Linked DNA regions of Homo sapiens: region 2 is linked to region 1. Evidence: chromatin loops called from intact Hi-C (ENCODE). Cell type or tissue: IMR-90. All regions are shown on one strand. Links, peaks and the distances in the headings refer to the core of each region. The heading gives the core; the rest is flanking DNA. Region 1 overlaps IFIH1 (interferon induced with helicase C domain 1). Region 2 holds the start of FAP (fibroblast activation protein alpha).

Evidence for each region. Peaks named below come from ENCODE experiments on the same cell type or tissue, not always from the same donor. Only the 100,000 strongest peaks of a DNase experiment are listed, where the experiment ranks them.
Region 2: it touches region 1 in a loop (5-fold over the local background); 6 of 110 quality-filtered maps call a loop at or near these places.

What each region holds. Positions count from the first base shown.
Region 1 is chr2:162,288,816-162,300,033 of GRCh38, reverse strand. IFIH1 (interferon induced with helicase C domain 1) reads left to right here. Exons shown (of 16, transcript NM_022168.4): 4 at 6,366-6,470. Among named protein-coding and RNA genes, the nearest start is that of IFIH1, 24 kb to the left of the region's middle. In IMR-90, for the core only: a CTCF peak has its summit at 1,913 (motif pointing right); a DNase peak (open chromatin) is centred at 1,893.
Region 2 is chr2:162,240,233-162,251,450 of GRCh38, reverse strand. FAP (fibroblast activation protein alpha) reads left to right here and starts at 8,006. Exons shown (of 26, transcript NM_004460.5): 1 at 8,006-8,129; 2 at 8,459-8,543. The coding sequence starts at 8,124. LOC105373724 (a long non-coding RNA gene) reads right to left here and starts at 5,334. Exons shown (of 4, transcript XR_923544.3): 1 at 5,280-5,334; 2 at 2,883-3,133; 3 at 1,164-1,538. In IMR-90, for the core only: no CTCF peak of the experiment used is centred there; DNase peaks (open chromatin) are centred at 5,480, 6,750, 7,910 and 8,670; H3K4me3 peaks cover 2,785 bases; H3K27ac peaks cover 4,701 bases.

The DNA.
Region 1 (11,218 bases), core at 1,786-9,785:
AGAAGGAAGACTGACGAGAGAAAGCTTACCAGATGAGGAATATCAGATATTTCATCTGAGCCTTGAGAGCACTATGCTGGATTTGTAAATAGAAGTGGCAGGCAACATTTCAGGTTTCAGAGGCATCATGAGCAAAAGCACAAGCACAAGAGAGCTCAAAATGTGTTCAGAGGAACAGTCTGATGAGAGAGGAGCATTTGTGGAGGAGGGCGGTAGGATTTAAGACTTCTAAGATCAGTGAAAGTTAACGAGTTTCTCTAACAGTAATTTTTACAATGCTTTTTCTCACACACACACACTTTTAAAAGTACACCATTTATCATTTGGATAATTATACAATGCCAGCACAATGCATGTGTGTACAAGCATCATCTCAGATGATGATTGTAGGAAAGTCCTTAGGTAGAGGAATATATCTAGCAGAGCGCTGGAACTGGATCTTACTGGCTTGTAAGACCCCAGTGTGCACATCTCTTTCCAGCTCCACACAGGACATCATGCTGGAAATTGGCCACGGTGTGAATATTTACACCATGGAAATTGACAAACCTTTTAAAAATCCTGTCTCCCCCCACCAAAGGGCCAGTTGTTGAACATTTACCTGGGCACCCTTAGTGTATTCGTATCTCCCTCCATTCTTTCATGTCTGCTTAAGTTTGCTTAACTCCTACAGCCTTTCCTGAAAAGTGCTTACCAGCCAAAGAGGTTTCTAATTCACATTCTACCTTGCCGTCTCCAAACCTTGTTATTGCCAAGATTTACTTCCCATGTGGTTACCTGGCTTCTCACTATTAACTGACTCTACTCTAGGACTTTTTGCCTCCATTACTGACTGGCAGTGAATGAATGGGTCATTCTGGTGTGTGTTGTTATCCTTGCAACCTGTGCTTTAATAACTACCTCTCTTTATTAGAACCTAAGTGCAAAGGCTAAAGGGCATAGATGATACAATCTAAGCCAACCTCATTACACACAATTCAAATTTAATTCTGTTAGAAACATTTCAGCAGTAGAAATTCTATAAACAGGAGCAGAGGAGCTCCATGGATAGCCATGTGGGCCTGTGGCTCTAGGAGAGTGATTTTTCTCGTTGGGGAACTCATTTCCTAGAAGCTTGGATCCAGGAGAGAATATGCAAGGTGGGTGGAGGTGGCTTCTCTCCATTCTGTGGGAACACATGTTCCCTGGCACGGAGAGGAAAATCTGACAGACCAAAATGTGAGTGTGTGTGTGTGTGTGTGTGCGCGCGCGCGTGCGTGTGTGTGTAGATCCATATACATAGAGCTGAAAATAAAAGTGATCTATTTCCTCTCAAAAAAGATTAAGTTATTTCAAAAGGAAAGGAAATATATATTATTAGCAGTATGAGTGTAAGCCCACTTGAGAAGCCCATGCAGTCTTTGTGTGTGTGCCCAAACGTGCACACATGTTTCAAGCTTTCGGGGTAGCTTGGACCTTCCAGGCGTGAGGATTATGAAACTGGAGGGAAGGTGGGGATAGCTGCAAAGGTGAAGCTAAAATGCATCACAAGGTCAGAACTAGAATAAACATGAAATTACCATGAAAAGTGAAATTGGACTAAAGACCTTGTCACCACTGACTCGCAGGAGAACAGGAGCAGTTGGTGCTGTTCTTTCTCAATATGCACAGAGGCCCTTTCCCCTCGCGTTTCCTGCTGTAATGCAAAACCACTTTTCGGGAAAAATAGTGTGTGGCAGACTGAAGCCAGGGGAAAGAAACGAAAGATATTCTGTGGGGTGATAAATGCCTCTAGGCCAAAAATAGAAGAGGTACTACCTGGTAGGAATAGAAGCAAGAATCAATTTGAATTTTACCTAATGGAGCTTAGCTCTTTGAATAAAGAATGCCTACTTGTCCACTACTTGCCATGTTAGCTTTTTCCAGCAGAGGGCAGACTTTACATTGAAATAGATCTAAAAAGGCCTTCAACCTCTTGCTTTATTTATTTATTTTTTTTGGTTTGAATATTTTAAAGTTCAATATTTTTGGTTTCTAAATGATTTAAAAATATTTTAAAGTATTTAAGGTCTAGAGTATGTTAAATAAGAAATTTCTTGGATTTCAGTTAATATTTCTGCCTTATTAGCAAAATACTCAAGATGTGATTGCAAAATAAGGCTTTTTTTTTCCATGGCTTTTGGGCTGGTCTTAGGCACTTGCTGTCATTGTAGGCAAGGCTGTTCTTTTTTGTGTTGTTTACAAAATTATGAAAGAAAATCCTATCTCTTAACTGGATGGTTATAATTTTCATTCATTCCAATAGCTTTTGATATAAATAACTGCTTTTCTTTAACAGTTCAATTACTACCATCTTCTAATCTGTTTCATAGTTAGCTTTGATATTTTCCCTAGAGGAAATGACACCTATATAAAACTTAACTAAACTTATTATACAATATAACTTCAATATTCAAAGCCCTTTTAATGAGAATTTAAAATTTGTTTCTCTTCGAGTTTCATTTTCTTGGTCTAACCGAATCATTCTCACAATAAGTGAGAAAATAGAGACTACTATCTCTCTCTATATATTTTTTAAAACAGAAGGTTAATTTGCTTGTAAGTCGTGGCTACGTTCGATCTGGAGACTTATCTGTTGGACTCCAAAGCACAAATTTTTTTCATAGCAAGGCCTGCCTCCAATTAACTCCATGCGATCTACTTATAAAATCATAAACGCAGGACTTTATTCATTAGGACTTAAATCCAGACTGACATAGTTTGAAAAATACAAAGAACAAAACAAGATAAACCTAAATAAATCAATTTCAGAAATTCTTGGCATTTAAACTCAATAGGTCGGTTTAATTTTGGCTTCACGCAAACACTTTCTTGATCTCACTTTTTTGGGAGTGTGTGTGTGTTTGTGTGTAATACGGTTTTTAAAGTGAATGCAGGAGGAAGATCTCTGGGGAAGGCATTCTCCCTATTATAAGAAATACAATATATTTTCTTTTATTATTAAATTTTACTTATATTTCTATGAAAGCAAAAACGTATATCAAAATGCATAAGAATTTGCTGCCTAGGAAACAAAATTATTTTTATGTGGAGAAACTGAAGATTTATATACCCTTAAAATGACAAAGAAATCGAGCTCCATATATTCACTTTCATTTTCATAATAATCTCTACAGGATTACTGCAATTAATTTTATGTAACGAGAACAGAGGTGTTCTTTTTATTTGAGTGCAGAAAAAAGTTTAAAAAGAGGTGTGGACACTTAAATGTAAAGTTAGTGAAAATCTATCAATGAAACCAGAAATGTTAGCAAAGCAAAATCATCTCTCTAAGTTCTTTTCTTGGAAAGATAAGCTCTGTTTCAAGATGGATAGAAATGTGACAATACAATGAAAATGTCTCTTGCTGTTGAAAAACACCACCACCACAGCTCTTAATTCAGTTAACACTGTGTTTACAAAACTTCACCCAAATCATCAGCCATGCTTAGTGTTAGCGGAAAAAGCACTGGAACACTGGACTTGGATTCAGAAATGAGGATTCTGCCCCACTGTAGCTGTGTGATCTGGATATATCAGTTAACCTCTCAGCGCCTTGGTTTCTCACCTATGAAACAGGAGATAATATGTATCTACCACACAGAATGTTGAGAGATTAAAATGAAATTTACATTACATCTGTGAAAACTCTGAGTTCAGTGTCTTCCTGACACATTGGTGATTGGTTTGTTAGATCAAAATAATCCAGATAATAGACTTTATTAATAATACCCTATTTTGGGTAGCAACTTTTAAAACAATTCATCAATTATTCGTGCACATTGCATAAATAGCTCCCTCCCAAAACTTACGGATGTTAGAACAAAGCTTGGGAGAAATCTTGACTCTACATGTAGATGAAGTAGGTTTAAGATTAAAGTTTAACTGCTAGTGATTAGAAAATGAAGTGGAAATCAAATATAATTTTCATTTTTATTATACTTGGAAAATTTAATGATACAGTCTTAGATTTTAGATATTTGTTAGTATTTTTTCAGTAATTTTGGTATTCTCTTCAGTTCTCAATATTACATTTAAAACAGCAAATGAAAAGCATGTCAAAATTCACTTTTTTGCCTCAAAAATCTTAGCCTATATTTCTAGATCTAGAATTACTCTTGCAATGACATTTTCCCCATCTCATTTTACACCTTGCCTTTTCCTTACAAATCATATTCTCTTTTCATCAGTACATCTGCCCAAAACGCTCTTCTACTTGACAGTTCTATCCCACATTCGCCTCTGAGCTTCTAACAAGACATACCTCTGGGAATTGCGAGGTGCCATATTTTAAATCTCTCAGTGAGATATACAGGTTTTCCCGTGTGATCATAAGGGATTCCTCAAATCTGAGTTTTAGAACTAATCTGCGACAACTGATAAGCACAGTATTTTCACATTAGTATATTTATGTTGTGCTAATATACTTAAACAGTATGTATGTCCATTGAGAATTTTTCTACAAATTTCTTATCAGCTTACTTTTAATTTTTAAGAAAGATACCTTACATATTTGATTGGCATTGGCTGTAATTCTGTTATAGCTCTTAAACTAAATAGGCTCATCCAAATTGGATGGGAGATGTAAATGTCACAGATTCTCAGTGGAATACTAGTCAGCAATAAAAAGGAACAAATTAGTAATACACACAACAACGTAGATGAATCACAATTACTATAAACTAAGTTTTAAAAGACAGACATAAAGGCTACATATTGCATGAATCCATTCATATGACATCCTGGAAAAGGAAAAACTATTGGAACAGAAACCAGATCAGTGGTTGCCACTGGTTGTCTGATGTGGAACAGAAACCAGATTAGATAACCAGAGGGATTTACTACAAAGAGGCTTGAGGAGACTTTTGGGGTGCTGGAAATACCTTAACTGTGATGGTAGTTGCGTAACTGTATACATATGTCAACCTCTTCAAAGTTGCAAAACTGTATACATTTGTCAAACTTCTCAAACTATAAACATAAAAAGTAATCTTTTTAGTAAGTAAATTATATCTTAATATAGCTGACTTGAAAAAATTAACTACTTAAGGAAAAAGGAAATATTTGCAGTTTTGAGTTGTATATCATCTCTTTTCAGAGAAGTTTTATTAAAACATACTATGTGTCTATTTTTTCATCCATTTTTATTTCCAGCCATAAATATGACACTCAGACTAGTTTTAAATAGCTAAGAGCTACCTCATTGGTGTGTTAAGAGGCTTTAGGATGAAATATTATCTAAGTATAAATATTATAAAATATTTTTAATTAAAAGAAGAACATTATCTAATGGAACTCCTATCCTAAGAATATATCATTTCTTGATTTTTATTTCATTTTCTAATTGCCAGCAATTAAAGTCCTGTGCCAAGAGCTTGTTGTACCTAATATTACTTAAAGATTATCAAGGGCTGTGAAGTAAGTGGGATTAGCCTCACTTTAAAACAAGGGGAACTTGTTAGGTTCAGAGCAAAGTGAATAGCAAATTTTGCAAGTCCTTCTGATTCCAAAGCCAATATTAGTAACCACCATTGCTTTATTTTTACCAGTTTAACGATAGTTCTGGTGCTTGAGGATGAGGTTGTGTAAGTGTTTGGAAATAAACTGTAAGAAAAGAATTCTTCTCTGAGGGAAAGAAGGTTTTCAAAAAGAATTGATCCTGAGTTCTGAAAACAGAATGTCAGGATTCATAAATGAAGGATGTGCACTGCTATTCATCCATATTAACCATAACTCTTTGATAGAGGCTTAATCTAATTATAGTAAAGAAAAACAGTTATTTCCAACCTCACATGAGCTTCTAGTACAACTGTGATGCCAGGCTTTAGTGATATTCTTTTTGAACAAATTCTCTTTGAGATTTTACATCTATGTTTATCACCAAACTATCATTTTCATAACTGATCAGTAGATCCAGGTACTTTATTAATTTTTGTACTTTATTAATTCCCTATCATTTTAAATGAAAAGACCTCAAAGGTTTCTATGTATTATTTTTTGTTTAAAAGACATATCAAACCTAAATAGTGTTTTCTTGGGCAACATTTACATGTAGAAGGGCAATAAAAGTTATAAACCCTTAGGAATTTGCTTTAGCTCTCATACTGGATGTGTAGTACTTTAAGTAGGTAATATGTATTTGAATCACTACCCAGCAGCTGCTCATCCATAGTGGATTTTTCTTAATGTAGCCTGCCAGAAGCGCTTACCTTTTATTCATAATTGTCTGGGTGTGCCTTCCCCACTTGAATTGAACTGTATGTACTGTGTGCTGTAGAGGTGTGCAGTTAAAATACGTTTATTCTCAGAAATATTTTAAAAATATTTTAAAATGTTTTCCTTTGCAGAATCAGACACAAGTTTGGCAGAAGGAAGTGTCAGCTGCTTAGATGAAAGTCTTGGACATAACAGCAACATGGGCAGTGATTCAGGCACCATGGGAAGTGATTCAGGTACTGCCTAACTGTTGTGTAAACCTTAAAAAGTGTGAAATAAGACGCCATATAGTGGAAGCATGGGGGCTGTTCATACCCTCCCTAATGTATTTATGCAATTAAAGCAATTCTTTTCTACAGTGAAATAGTTTTGGAACTTTGCCATTCACTTTCTTTAAAAGTGTAACTTACAAACTCTTAGAACCAAACTCTCTAATTTTGATCCAGTACATATCTTTCTGGTCTGGCATATGCCACATTCCATAGAGTCATGTCATCTATTTTATTTATGGGATCTGTTTCAATTAATTTGACTGCATTTAAATAGACTGTATTCAATTTGGTACATTTATTTACTTCCAAATTCTACTTTTTAAATTAAAATACTTTTTAAATAAAAAATTGATACTATCAATAAGAGAAGTATGACTAACTAGAAATTACATATGTAAGTAAAAGAAGTCAAGTTTGTATAAGTATCTTTTGAATAGGAGTAGAGTTGGCAAAATATTTCGGTCACTAAATGAAAATTTTACCAGGTTTTTCCCAAATTACTTTCAATATCAGTTGTATATTCCACCAGCAATAAATGAGAGTGCCTCTTCCTAATTCCCCACACCTTAATTATTACTTCCTGTTATCAGTTTTCCAATTTGTTAGTCTGATAGATTTCAAATTGTTTCTTTCTTTTCTTTGAGTGTATATTTCCATGATGACTACTAAGCTAAAATGTTAACATTATTAAATGTAGGTGATGGGTTAGTGGGTTTCTATTACATACCTTTCTATATTTGCCTACCTGTTTGAAGTATTTCACAATTAAAATGAACAAATCACAAACAAAAATAAAATGCTTTGCAAGGGGCCAGCTAAGAAGCATTGGAAAAATGATAAATTAAGAAACACATTACTTTATTCTTCATTTGTGATTGAGTTGTTTCCCCTAAGAATATATTATATAATTCAGATTATCCTGCATTGTCAGAAGAATTATAAAAATTGATATCCACAAGAGGCCTAAGGTGGCAAAATAGTTTATAGAAAGATTGTCATCAATCCTAAATGCTTTCCAAATTAGATTGTAGCACCTCTTTTTTCATATATCCTTTTATCACAATGACACTCCTGAATCCCTTAGAACAAATTAGTTTGAGGAAACCCAATTCACCAAATGTCATTCACAACTTTAATCTTCATTTAAAAGGGTGAATTCATTTTCTGTTCAATTCAGTCAGTGTTTATTGAGTTCTTGCCATGTGCTTATTTCTGTGGATTATATTTGTTTTTTCTATCCTTGTCATAAAATTGTTCAATTTAATAATTAACATTTCTATTACATGCTATGCTAGAACTCAAAATAGATAATCTAGCTAATATTTAACATCATTATAGGTTGTTTTAAGTTTTTGGAGATCATGCTAATTTTCATTTGTCTAAGTAAGGGCTTTTCAATAATATCCATTCATTCAATAAATATTTAATGTGTACCTTCTATGTGCAGGGCATCTTGCCTATTTAGAGCTGTTAACAAATGTATTTGCTGATTTTTAGTCCTCAATGTGGCATGAAACACATGATAAGTCTGAACGCAATCTACTTTTGAAAAGCAAATACATTTTCAAAGGCAAATACATATTTGAAGACAAACACATCAGAACGAACACCACTTGAAGTTCTAGATGGATCAGTACTTAGGAGCAAAGAATTACTTTGCCTAGTGGGTAGTCAATTTCCGAAATGGTAAAATTATGAAATTCCTTGCCCACAAGTGCCTGGTATAAGCTAAAATAGAAACCAATTCAAAAGGAGGTTTAGATAAATTGGTGAACTGTTAAACACATATTGAGGCACTGAAAAGTATTATAGAATTTGCAATTGTGTTTTAATCTTTGAAGTTGACATCAAAAGGGACTTCATTCTATATGTCCTTCCTCCTCCTCCAGAGGTCATATATGGGCCATAAGGTGTGACCCAAAACAATCATATTATATTCCTTTGTGGAAGTGTTATGCCATAGTAGACATGATTACCGGTACTTTTAAAGTATAAATATTCTAATTATATTATGAGAGGCTTTTTTTTTTCTGTTTCCCATTTTCAGAAAGATATATTGCCTCTCAAAAAGTGGCAATGTTTTTGGCAATACATATTGGCCTGATATGTAGAAAGTGTTTCCTTACTATTTCAAGATAATGCCTATTAATATTTGTCCAGCTGGAATGGTGTATTTTTCTGTGGTTACATACCATAGGTAAAGGAATACTTTGTAGATTTCAAACACATGCAGTGACAGACCTTTTCTCTCCAAGAATAACTCAGCTGTCAAAATCAATGTGAGAATGAAATTTGCCACATGGTGTAGTTCCAATAGAATATTATTATTTAAGCCTTATTTGATTTTCTTTTTTGACCATTTATATGGTAGAATATAATTTTAAGGTCTTTAATCAATACTTGTTGTAGAGGGAGGGCACAGTGTTATTCAAAGCTTGTGCATATTTTAACTGCTATTTTCATTTAATTGATTATGCTTTTCAGAGAAAGCCAAAAACAAACAAACAACAAACAATCAAAAACCCAAACATTTCTTTTATAAAGGAAATTGGCTCCTGGCTCATTGATACCAGCCCAGTTCTCTCCTTCTGCTGACACAGAAGAGAAAACTCTCTTTTCATTGCTTCTGTGGATAAATTCTTCCATCCCTGTGTCAGAGGATGTGATAAGGCAAGAATCAGGCTGAATATTTAGCACTCACCCAGCTTTTATTCTTTGGATGCTAGTCTCACATTGAATCCAACTCTAATTTTTTCCTGTATCCACACTGTGCTTCTTTTTAAACTTAGGGCCACCTATCAAATCTCCTAGTCTTAAATCAAAAATATGGAAGATTATTGAGCTATCTGTCTAACCAGGTATTTTTGTGTGCATAACAGCGGTATAGTGTCCTAGACTCTAAAGTCCTTCAGGACAACAACTATATTATTGAGAGTGCCTGGCATATAATAGGTGTCCAGTCAATATTGACTGAAGAATAAATTTGTGGTACATGCCTACTTAAGTAGCAGTAAAACCTCATGACTTCAGTTCTGAAGTTAAATTGTAAACACAATAGTCCTTTTAACATTCTCGCTCTTCTTAAATGTATCAGCTTAATAAATGATTAGAATGCATGAGTAATATTAATATTTTACTCATTTGATTTGGTTCTGGATTCTCGGGAAAGAGACTTAGGAAATTGCTATATCTTTCTCTTTGTAATATTTCTTATTCAAGGATATAGTAGTAAGCATGAAAAATGGGGGAAATTATTATTAAAATGTACTCTTTTAATAGTTTATTCTGCAACTATTATGAAGGAAGGAGCATTTTATTAGTATTCTTAAAATCTACGCAAAAATGAAACTCAGATGAAATTAAACAAAGAGGATTTATTCCTATATTTTAACAAACTTCCTAGATCAAACAAAAATTTAGCAGTAGTAAATTTCTGGGTCTTTGTTTAGACACTTTATAATGCATCTTCCTTTGCAAATATACTGGCTCTTTTGGAAAAGTTAGATGACAAACTATCCTAATAGAGGTGAAATATCATGGTTTTGATAGTCTATGAAAGCTACAGAGGGCTAACATTGTTCTTAAATAAATCAGAGCCTTACATAAATATAATACAAGATGAACTATTGTAAATATTGTAGAGTTCAAAACAAGCATGGAAACTTATAAAGGTATATTTTAAATGCTGGTGATTTTAAATGAGTTTTTCATAAAAATCATATTGAATGAATCAGCAGATGATCCAACGATAGCTTAAATGTATTGCATCTGTTTTTACTCATCCATACAAAAGGCAAATTTCCTGCCAGGTTAGTAGATGATCCTAAGTGGTATTTGGTGTGAATTTTCCTACCTGTTCAGATAGTACTATCACAACAAGTTAAAACTCACTCAAATAGAATTATCCAGGGGCTGAAATGGAGCCATCAGCAAGTTTTTTGAAGTTAATGGGATTATGTTAGTTTAGTTTTATTGCAAACATTGATAAGAAAAAGAAGTTATTTCATGTGTGATGAAATATGGATAAATACTGTTATTTCATTTTTTCTTCTTATTATATAAGTCATAAAATGGGCTTTTAAATTGGTATAATATTTATGTTACTTCATTTCACATTATAAGCTATGCATTTTTTGATCTTTTTCCCCTGGTAATATAGGTCAATATGGTCACTTCTAAATAAAATATATTCTATCTAAAACAAGACATATTATAATAATTTTATTTTAATATACATAAAGTTTATGTTAGAACTTATTTTATCAGTATTTTAAATTTAAAATCCATGTTAATTGAAAATATTTTTAATATATTATACTTTGGATTTTAGAAAAAGTTGGAATATGTGGAGCCATAAACATAAGGAAGTAATAAAGATAACAATTCACAAATAAATGGCAAAAGTAGTCATGATTTAGTTTAAACCAACAAAATTATTTTTACCTTTCAAGGAAAACCTACCAATTAAAGGCTAGCATAGGAAGAGTTTTTTCCTCTACTCTCTAAATAACACTTCTGTACAACGTAGTTGCCTCAGATGGAAAAAGGAACTTGAGATAGATAGGGTGTCTGTGTGTGTGTGTGTGTGTGTGTGTGTGTGTGTGTGTGTGCTTTTTGGTATTTGGTTGTCAGATAAAGTTTCTACAAACGAAAGAAAATAGTATCAGCCATAATACCTTCTTTGCAATTAAAAAAAGGGGAAATACGGAATT
Region 2 (11,218 bases), core at 3,219-11,218, 50 kb after region 1:
ATTTATCTAATTTTGTCTGGATGAATTCTTAAATAGTTTTAATTTCTGGATATTGTAAACAAAGTTTCAAAAAGTATTCTTGAACTTGCATCTTTGTACATTTATCCAATGTTAACCTTAAAGTACATTCCTAGAGTTAGATTTGCTATACCAAAAAATATGCATAATTTTGACATTTACTCGTAAACTTCCCTCCAGAAAGTTTTCAGTCCTTCTTCTACCACCAGCTGATTATGAAAGTGCCAACTTCTCTACAGCCTTGCTACCAGTGTGGTTCTCCAATCTTTTTAATCTCTGATAATCCAAATTAAAATGATCCTATTTTGATATTTTATTTTGCATTTCTTTGATTCCTGGTAATATTTAACATTTTTATTTTTATATTTTCACCTTTTGTGAATGTGTGGGTTTGCCTGCATGAACTGCCTGCTTTGGTCCTTTACCCATTTTTTTTTTTTTTTGAACTGCACTGTGGACCAAATGTTCCTAAAAAGGGAAAAAGACGCCAAGCACAAATTCCATCTATAGTATGAGACTACTTAGGAATAGACCTAATATCCATCACATGAGTTTGTAGACTTATTTTTGAACTTCTGAAATGATATTTAAAAATCATATGGCTTCTGTATTTCTATGAATGTAAGCATTTCCCTTCCTACAATGTGTTCTCAACACCATTTGTTGATGACATGGCAGGGACTGTTAAGTGTACCTCCAATTCTTATTCTGGTCTTCACAGGGCAGATCTCTTCACTACCTGCTTTGGGAGATGAGGACATGGGCTTTCCTGCCCTCTGTCTACCTTACCTACCTTTCTTCACTCTCTTTCACTTCCCGACTTTGGTTACATGTACATTTACCTTTATACTTGTCAAGGTTGACAATTTCTCTGACTATAAAGGTCTCAGTGACTTCTAAAAATTTTAAATCAATAAACAGTTTAAATTGCTATGGCTACCTAAGCATTGCTCTTGAGCTAACTGGTTTGGTAGGATCACATTTCTTTCTCTGTGGCACCAATTCCCGTGCTGTTCAGCGGAGAACGTACATAGAGATTCTGCTTTTACAGTCCATCTAGTATCTCCAAACATTATTGTGACTACCAGAACTCTTGGTTCCAAATGGTATGAAAAACAACCCAAACTTGGAAAAAAATTACTTACTCAAGAAAATAGATCTGACTTCAGAAGTGGCTGGAGATAGGAAGTCACACAATGTTTGTTGTTAGCATCTGGTCTGGTCATTTGCTCTCTGAGTGATGGCTCTAGTACTTTACTTCTTTATTTTGCTGAAATACACCCTTGAGTTCCTTTCTACAAAAGAATGCTTGGAGTATAAACTCTGAATTATGACACATCTGAAAATCTTTTATTTGGTCTTCATATTTGGCAGTGTCTTAGCTAAGCAGATTCTAGTTTGATTAGCATTTTATTTCAGAACTCTGAAAAACAGATCCATTGTTTTGCAGCATCTGATTGGCAATGACAAGTGTGTGGTCAGTCCAATTCTTGCTTCTTTCACATGATACTTTTTTTTTCCTAAGGAAGAATATAAAATTTATCTTTATAATCAATATTATAGAATTTCACAATTATGTGTTTAGGTAAAAGTCTTTTCTCATATTTTGTGCTGGACATTTTGTGGGCCCTGAAAAATGTATTTTCTTTTACAGTTTGGGGAAATTCCCTTGCATTCATTCTGTAAGAACCTCTTCCCCTCTGCCTTCTCTGCCCTTTATTCCTCAAACTTCCTGAGTTTATATGTTATGTCTCTTAACTTTCCATTATATTATCCAACTTTGCCTTTCTGTTCTGAGAGGCTTCCTCAATTTTATTTCACAAAACCTATTTTGATTTAAATAAATTTTGGTGATCATATTTTCAATACATTAGAGCATATTCATCAAGGTTCTTCAGAGAAAAGAACTAATGGGAGATAGACAGGTAGGTAGGTAGATAGATAGATAGATAGATAGATAGATGATAGATAGATAGATGTTAGATAGGTAGATAAGAGGAGACTTATTATGGGTTGGCTTATGCAATTATAGAGGTTAAAAATGGGGAAGGGCCCTGGTGTAAGTTTCAGAGTCAGAAGGTCTGAGAACCAGGATCCTAGGGCAGGACAAGACAGATGTTCCAGCTCAAGAAGAGAGAGAGAATCATCTTTCCTTTGCCCATTTGTTCTATCTAGACCTTCAATAGATTGGGTGATTTCCACCCACATTGATAAGGACTGATCTTCTTTGCTCAATACTGATTCAAATGCTAATTTCTTCGAGGAACACCCTCAAAGATAAACTCAGAAATAATGTTTTACCCACTATCTGGGCATTCCTTATCCCAGCAAGTTGACACATAAACTTATCTATCACAGAAAGTTTTTTTGAATGTTACATTTTTTAAACTTGGTCTCCAAATTGTGGCAGTATCTTGTTGAATCTCACTGAGAATGCTAATTCAAAGTTTTTAAAAGGCTTCTGTTCCCAGAATTATCTCTATGGTCATTTTCAAAATTTATTCATCTTGCTTAAAAAATTGTTTTTTCTTTCATGTTTTGGGGTTTTGATTCTTTTTCTTTTTTCTTTTTTAAAAATATTATTCTTGTCTACTGATTCTTATTTTTGTTGCAGATTAAGAATGAGGTGAGACTGGAGAGATCCCGGTATACAGTTGGTGGGTTTAAGGATAAAGGTCAGAAAGCCATTAAACTGGAGGACTGGATTGACTTTGATGCACTGACTCCCATACATGCTCCTAGGATAAATGCTTAGTTGCAGATTTTTTTTTTTTTTTTTTTTTTTTTTTTGCACCCAGAGGTGAAGAGTCCATGTATGGATTTCCAACCAGTTCTCTTTTTTCAGCCCCATCTCCCTTTCTTACCCTCAGTGGTAAATGCCATCTCAAATATGGAACTGTTTCATGCTTCTGCCAGGCAAAATGATTCCTTTCTAGGTATGGTCCAGGCGGCTGCTATTTCTATTCTGCTTTATCCATTGATGATACTTCTTCAGTCTCTTCATTGTCATGTGAGAATCCTTTTCCTCCTTTACAATCAGCTTAATGGAGTTTCCAAAGGCAAAGAGATCAGTGTATATGTTCAGTATGGCATCTTAAACTGGAAATCTCTCCATCTGTTTTATAAAGAATTGGGGATATAACTCAAGGCATTTATCTGCTGCCCTTAATTATTGCCATAATTTGAGGTGAATTAAGTTCCCAGATGAACATCCCAAAGGATATCTTAGCCTCTCACTGCTTTGCCAACTATATCTCTAAGGACCTTCACTTCTTTCTTCTATCTCAGCTACTTACTTCTGTGACCATACCTTAGGCCTCGTTGTAACTTGAACTGAAATCTTAAATACAACCTGCTGCTATCTGGTAAAAACCTCTTTTATTTCCCACCTTATTACTAGTTACTACTAGGACTCATACTTTGAACTCATCAAAATGTCCAGTTTTTTAGCCCATGTATTTTTTCCTTCCATCTTCAACTCCTCCTAGTTCCAGCTGGATCACACATGCCAATCACTGTGCCAATATATACCCTCCTCTGAGAGCCCTAAACATAGGTTAAATTGTGTTATAATGTAAGACTATCTGGGTTTATCCCATCCCTACCACTCAAAAGTTATGGGACTTTGGGGAAGTTATTTAGATTTTGTGTGCATCCATGTCCTCATCTGTAAAATGAGGATAATAATAGTACGAATGTTCTGGGGATAAAAGGAGATAGCACGTGCAAGTGCTGAGAAAAAAACGTCATGATCAATAAGAGTATTCAATAGACATGAACTAGTAGTAGTAATATTCTCTAATCTAAAAATGCTAGTGAAAAAACAATATGTGTTAACAAGTTATGTTAGTCTATAGGTGCTTACACATTCTATTTATACTATTTAAACAGTCTTCTTGTTGGTTAACCACTTCTAAAAAGATGTAGTATTTCCCTATTTAAATGACAATGAAGCACTGATTTATCTTCTGAGTCTTTGTGTCCTCAGCACTCAAAGAAATGGGTTGTGTCTCTGTTCTGTTTCTTTTCTAACCCCATTTTGATAGTTAACCCTTTGGGTCTCCAAGGAGCACTTGCCCTAATTATGATAGGATAATGAAACACTGACATCTAATTATAACATTTATGAAGGTAGTAGATGCCAATTACAAACTAGGAGGCATGTGGCTTTATATTCTTCCTTATGTAACAATTGTGGTTTTAGAAAAGAGATCAGATTCAAAAAATAGTTTGAGCTATATCATTTCCCACTGATGCTATATTATGCCACTTCTTCCAGATCTATAACTATGTGATAGTTATTTTGAGCTTTGAAGACCTCAGGACTCTTTCTAGCTTGGAACTCAAAAATCTCTTTGACGATGGGTATTTTGTTGAATCCTTTCATTTAAGCAAGTCCCTGGAGGAAGAGCTTTTAACCCAGGCACTATATAAATAATCATCGGATTAATAGACCCCGATTAAAAAAAAACTGTAAACAAATTAATATTTTGAACACAGTCCTTGTAGAGTGAAATTGTGTTCTTTTGAGATATGTGTAACAAAGTACTTTGAGGATGTGAACATCATTAATATTTTAGCCTTAATTATTTTACCCTCACAACCTTAAGTGTCCCCCAACAGCAAATCAGTGAAATGTCAATTATAATTTTAAAAAAAATTTATCACTTTGGAATAAAACTTTAGGAAGTATCACAAAGAAGCAATGTAAGGTGGTAACACTGGGTCCTGTTAAAATCTTGGGCAAGTTATCCAGTTTTTCTAGGCTGTTTCCTAATCATCAAAATGAGTTTTGGTATGGATCAGATGAAATAATGCATTAAAATCACTTTGTAGATAACAGTAAACAATAAATGTTTATTGAATCTGAGGAATCAAATGGGTAGGATGTTAGGAGCTGTTAGGCTCTCTAGAAGCAAATTTTTACTTTAAAGAGTATAAAATCAGGCTTATGTTTACTGCACTTGTATCCTTATTCCCCTTGTAACTTGTCCTTAAATAATTTGTCATGGCTTTTGGTTAATAAACACATCTCTCTTTCATCTCCCCACCATAAAATAAAAAGATAACATCCTTATGCTCTCAGCATGGTCTTACCTTCAGACTCTAGAAATACATAGCTGGATGTGTTTTCTGGGAAAACATATAAATTAAAATCATTTTTGGCAGGTAAACATTGGCTACTAATAAATAGTTCTAGTAAGCTCTCCTCCTTATAACCTAAGGATTTATGTTATAGCTCACTTATCCAGTGGGCTTACCAGAATGCAGTCATATTCCAAAGTCAGCCTTACAAGGTCCCTCTCTGGAAAGAACTCAGTTGATGAGCCTCTACTCTCCTAATTGCTGCCCTTACATTTTTACATGACAAATCATCATCCTTTCTGGTTTTGCAGCATTTTAATAGACCCAGAGTTGCTTTCTGAGAAAAGTCTCAGTACTAACAAAGGTTAGAACTAACAAAGGTTGAACTAAGGATGACATGCATGTGGTATGTGCCCTTTCCAGTCCTCTTCCCAGGTCCATGAAGAAATCACCAACCAGTGAGAACACTCTTTCTACAGAACACAAACTCAGCTTCAGGCTATTTCTGAACAAGAGCTTTAGGAAGCAAAAGGAAACAAGTATGTAAGAACATTAAGAACATACCTGCCATACTTATACTAGAATGTAAGTTCCTTAAGGGCACAGACTGTGTCTGATTCATTTTTGTTTTCTCAACAAAAATGTTGATGGGGTGTTAACTAATTGTATAAAGTAGGAATAAGAGTCAGTTTCGTAAATGTTTTTTAAAAGTTGACAAAAGTATTTTCATTTTGATTCCAAAATTAAAAAAAGCTAATAAAGATATTACAATATTTTAAAAATCCAAATTTTATGAGAGTTCTTGTCTGGATGAAAATTAGAATACATTCACATTATCTCAAACGAATGAACATGTGTGACTTTATAAAAACAATACCTCCCTAAACCATGAATTCAGATGGAAAAACTCGACATCTTTATTTCTGCAGTCAGTCTCATTTTTCTTAAAACAGTTCAAACTAGTAAGAATTTTCCAGAAGTTACAGCTTGACTCACCCAACCTTCCAAGGAAAAAACAAAAAAACTTAAACAGACATTGTTTCACTCTCATCATTTCCCACCCTTACTAATAGTGGCAACTTAAGTGTATCTTAAAGCACTCCAACCTCTTCATAGAGCCTATTAAATGAGTATCTTGTGGACACCCACACACAGTCATAGAATCCTAAGTGGTGCTCAGACCAGTCACATGTCAGTGCATTCTTAATTGCTAGAGCTAACATGCTCTCAGCATGGTCTTTTAATTACACCCTAATAATTTATTATAGTTTCTCTCTACAATGTAAAGTCTTGGAAATCACCCACTAAAAAGTGCCTGTGTACTCTGGGGCTTTGGCAGGCTAGGGCAGAACTTCTGAGAACACGGTGTGTTCCAGAGAAGACAATCAATCTGAGAGGACTTACACAGAAACAGTTCATTCAGGACCTGGCTGCTGGCTTTTATCTGAGATCTGAGGATTTCACAATCACTTGGAGATACCTACAAGTGTATAGCACACCTTGGATATTACTCTTAATGATTACTTCATTTTGTAAAGAGGTGACTCCACCAACAGCAAAGGAGAGGGCCCAGCCCCAGCCACCAGGAATACAGTTCTCTGCCAGTAAGTGCCTAATGACTCATTTTCCTCAACAGAATTTTCATAAGGCTGGAATTCAGGGAGGGATGTCTGGAGAATGTCTGAAAGGAAGTTCACAAGCCACTGTCCTGCTCTTTGCTGGAGAAAGTGTCCCGTGGTAGCCAGAGAAGTTGACTAAGGCAAACAGCAACATGTTTTGGTAACATTTCCCCATTACCTTTCATGTACAATCCAAGAAAGGTTGCCATGAAGTGTTTTAATCAGGTTGGGAACATTATAAACTTCGAAAAAAGAAAACCATTAGTGGAAAAATTAAGGACACAGTAGATTTAACAACTGTGTTTACGTGGAACCACAAAATCTATCCAAGTGAATTGCATTAAAACAGACAGAACACTCCAAGAAACTGTTGTATGTGTATTTTTTTTAATTCAGTCAACCATTTTACTAATCTGTCAAGATGACCAATTTCTTTGGAATTATGTAGATTTAGCCAAAATGAAATTATACATAAGATTTACTTTTCTTTTCAGATGCTTTTTTATTTATTTTTAAATCTTTATAATTACTAGATGTTCTCCTCTCTCAGAAGATATTCTGAGAGGAAAGCAAAAATACCACTCTTGTAAAGCCATTTCCATTCTTCCAAAGGTCTGCTGGTAAATTATTCTTACTGATCTTTCCATCTTTCTAGCCTGTGCATACACACCTAACCCATACTAAATTTCACCAGATGGCATTTTATTTCTTTAAAGTAAAGCAGCCGTGGGTTTAGACAGTTGAATTTTTAAACTTCTGTATTTACTGAAAGTGCATATGGTGCTATATGGACAAAGAAATTGTGCTGAAAGAAAAACATTTCTGTCTGCAATACCTCATAATCTTCCAGAGGAAAAAAAAGTGCAGTTATATGGCACATTTCTCACAAAATCTTATGTGGCTTCAATGTTCTTCCTCTGTTAAAAAGTAGATATATGTTTAATGTACAGACCTGCAAGTTTCATTATTTTAAATTCATCTTTTAGTGGCAAATAAAAATGTTATGCAAAACCCAATGACTTGCTAAAGTGATCCTTCAGTGAATTCTAGAAGAAAATGCAACATAAACCTGAACTGGTAAAAAAGAAAAAATAAAAACCTCTGTATGTCAACGTAAGCAGATGTTGGTGTAGTTACAAGGATGAGAAGGCTATAAAACTTCCCTTGAGTCACTCACAGTTCATTTGAGGGCCAAGAACGCCCCCAAAATCTGTTTCTAATTTTACAGAAATCTTTTGAAACTTGGCACGGTATTCAAAAGTCCGTGGAAAGAAAAAAACCTTGTCCTGGCTTCAGCTTCCAACTACAAAGACAGACTTGGTCCTTTTCAACGGTTTTCACAGATCCAGTGACCCACGCTCTGAAGACAGAATTAGCTAACTTTCAAAAACATCTGGAAAAATGAAGGTTAGTATAAGCAACCTCAAGTATTCTTAAAAAATTAGGGTTGGCTGGATTGAACGTGATCAGAGTTTTCTATTGTTTAGAAGGTGAAGATTTGTACATAAGTATTTACTTCCTCAATGGGTTGGGATTGGAAAATTGTTCTAAATATACTGTAGAAACATTTGTCCTTGCAGAGCTGGAAGAATTCCAGCAATTATAGCCGGATCAGTGGAAAACAATCAAAAGCTTTGTGGGGCGAGAGAAAAAGGATTTAGGTGTAAACAAAATCTTGCCATTTCTACTATTTAGCAGGAACTGTGTGTATGCCTAATTCTCTTTATTTTATGTAGACTTGGGTAAAAATCGTATTTGGAGTTGCCACCTCTGCTGTGCTTGCCTTATTGGTGATGTGCATTGTCTTACGCCCTTCAAGAGGTAAGAACTTTCTCTGATTTGCTCTATCTGCCTAGAATAGCTTGGAAAATGTACTAATGCAAGATCACAAGTGGTTGAACATTTCCTAAGTGCTTATGTTCCAAAGTAAGTCTGTTATTTCTAAGAAGACATATAAGCTCACAGATATGTTGTTGTGCAAGACCAGAAATACTGAGGAATTTAAGGCATGGGTAGGAAGAGATTTACAGTGTTATTTCAGCAATAGAAAAACCTAAGAACTATGCTGCATCACCCCCACAACCCCCAAAAATATATGCTAAATACAAGCTTTGACAGGCCTTTAGAAACAACATTTTTAACTAACATTGCTTTTCATTATTAGGTTTGTCTCGTGGAAAGTAAAAATGAGTAAGAATGGAAAAGTTAAAACAGAATCTATGGACTTTTTTTATTACTAAATAGTCTTTCCAAAAATTTAGGGAGGAAGTTGAGAATACAGATCTCAGGAATAGCTGTATAGAAAAAGCAAAGTTGTTGTTTTAGATGTAGTAGCACTGCACATCAAATTAGAAAACCAAACATTGTTAAGCAAGCATTTTGATCAGTCATAAATTGGATCCTTTTACAAAAAAGGCTTAGATTGACACTGATCTCACTTTGCTAAAAATTGGAAGGTACTATGGGCTGATATCAGAGCTAGTTTAAATATAAAGTAGGACTATGTTGATAGATAATCTAGTGATATTAGGGAAATAGCTTTTTATGAAAATATTTATGAAGAGAAACTCAAGCTTCTGAAATGGAAAAAAAATCCAGTAATAACAGGTCTTATGTCTTTGTGTCTAGGAAAGGGGAAAAATTTGTACTAATAAATACTAAAAGTTTATGATAACAAATGTGGGAAATATCTTGGTTAAAAGTTAACTGATAGTAAATGAAGATCAATAAAATAACTTCAGCTAAAGAATGTATGAGTCCTGAATGACTGGACTGTTGCTATTAAAAAGAACATAGAAAAATGTTTTCGAAAATTAAAAATAATCATGAGATTTTCACAGAATTACAAAATAGAATAGGTTAACCCATAAGATGAAGTCAGCTGATATCTTCAGTGTTAATTTCAGTCTTTGTTTCTGCTCTCTGCCAGCACAAGATTCTTCTTAGGCTGTTGAGAGGTATGTAGTGTGTGTACATATCTTTCATAAATTTTCATGTTAAAATTGTTTTCAGACTCATCTCTGAACTCAGTGGTCTTGGGGCCACATTTCCCTCATACCAGCAATTGTCAGGTAGTGGATTAGGTCATATAGATCCTTTGAATGTTAATTCATTAAAAATTAGCTCCTGATTTTTAAAGAAACTCAACCTTGAAATTGATACTCTGCACCCTCAGAAATAAATGTTCTTGGAACAAAAGTTTGTTAATTTTATAGGGCACTTGCCTCCATGTCCATAGGGAAGGATGAATTTCACTATGGAATTCAAGCTATAATTTCTAATAAGAAATGCATTATATTTACATATTTACAAATGATGTATAGAGATACACATACACAGATATTTGTGTGATCACATATAATCTCAATCCCTACCCTCTTTCCAAGTTTAGTTATGTATAGCTTACATATAAATATACGTCGTAAACTATATATAGTATAAAAGTCCTATGTAATTTATAATACAATTCTATTTTCAACTAACAGGAAAATTCTAAGAATAAAGTGATTTCTTGATAGGGTGAAATAATCAAATTAAACTCAAGTACTCAGTGAAATTTGAGTACTCATTCAGAAATAGAAAAATCATAAATAAGGTGAGAACTGTTGTTTTTTGGTTCATTATATCATTCTCTTTCTCTTCTAAATTTGCTGAATAACTTCTCAGAATGTCAGCTAAACAGCTTGTGAATGGCACTAGTCATTACCCTACTTTCCTGAGCAGGACCCGGGGAAGTCAGTGCCACAGGCAGCCCTGAAGTTAGGCGTGGTGGCCTCCTAATTTTCCTCCTTTCTTCTCACATCTCACTGGTCAATCAATCATCTCCCGTCTGGAGTGCCAGGTCCAGTCCTCACTCTCACATCTGCCCAGTGCCTATGAGAATAGGATCTGAGATGGCAAGGCAGGAAAGGGAAGGAGGAAGGGGTAAAAAGAACAGAGAATTCAAAGCTAAGCGAGCTCCTACTTAGCCTCTTTCTCACATTCATCAGAAATCCCATTACTTCACATTTGCCTTAGGTGCCCTCATATCCTCAGCCCAGAATTTTATGCACCAGTGTATGAACTGTCTTCTTCTGAGAAACTTAAAGCCACACTCAGGAAACATTCATTCATTCATTTACATATTAGTGTATTAGTTCTACTAACTCCCTGCTCATCATCATGCCAGTTGCTGAGGATATGGAGGTGCAGCAGTCTAGAATTCCCTCTGCAAGTTGGGGAGTAAGAATCCAGTGCTTTCTGCACCCAAAGATGCATGGTCAGCACCACAGATACCAGAGAAGGATTTGTGTTATTTCACATCACGTCTAAAGGAAAGAAAAAAGAGAAAGGCTCTTCCATCCCAGGAGAACCAGCTTCAGGATTAAAAGGGTTTAGGAATAATTAAACTGGATTATAAGAACAAATATGAAATGTAGTAGTGAAATGAGAAAATCCATTTAGCTCACTTACAAAATATTAACTATAAGGAAAAACTTTTTTCGAAACTTGTAAAA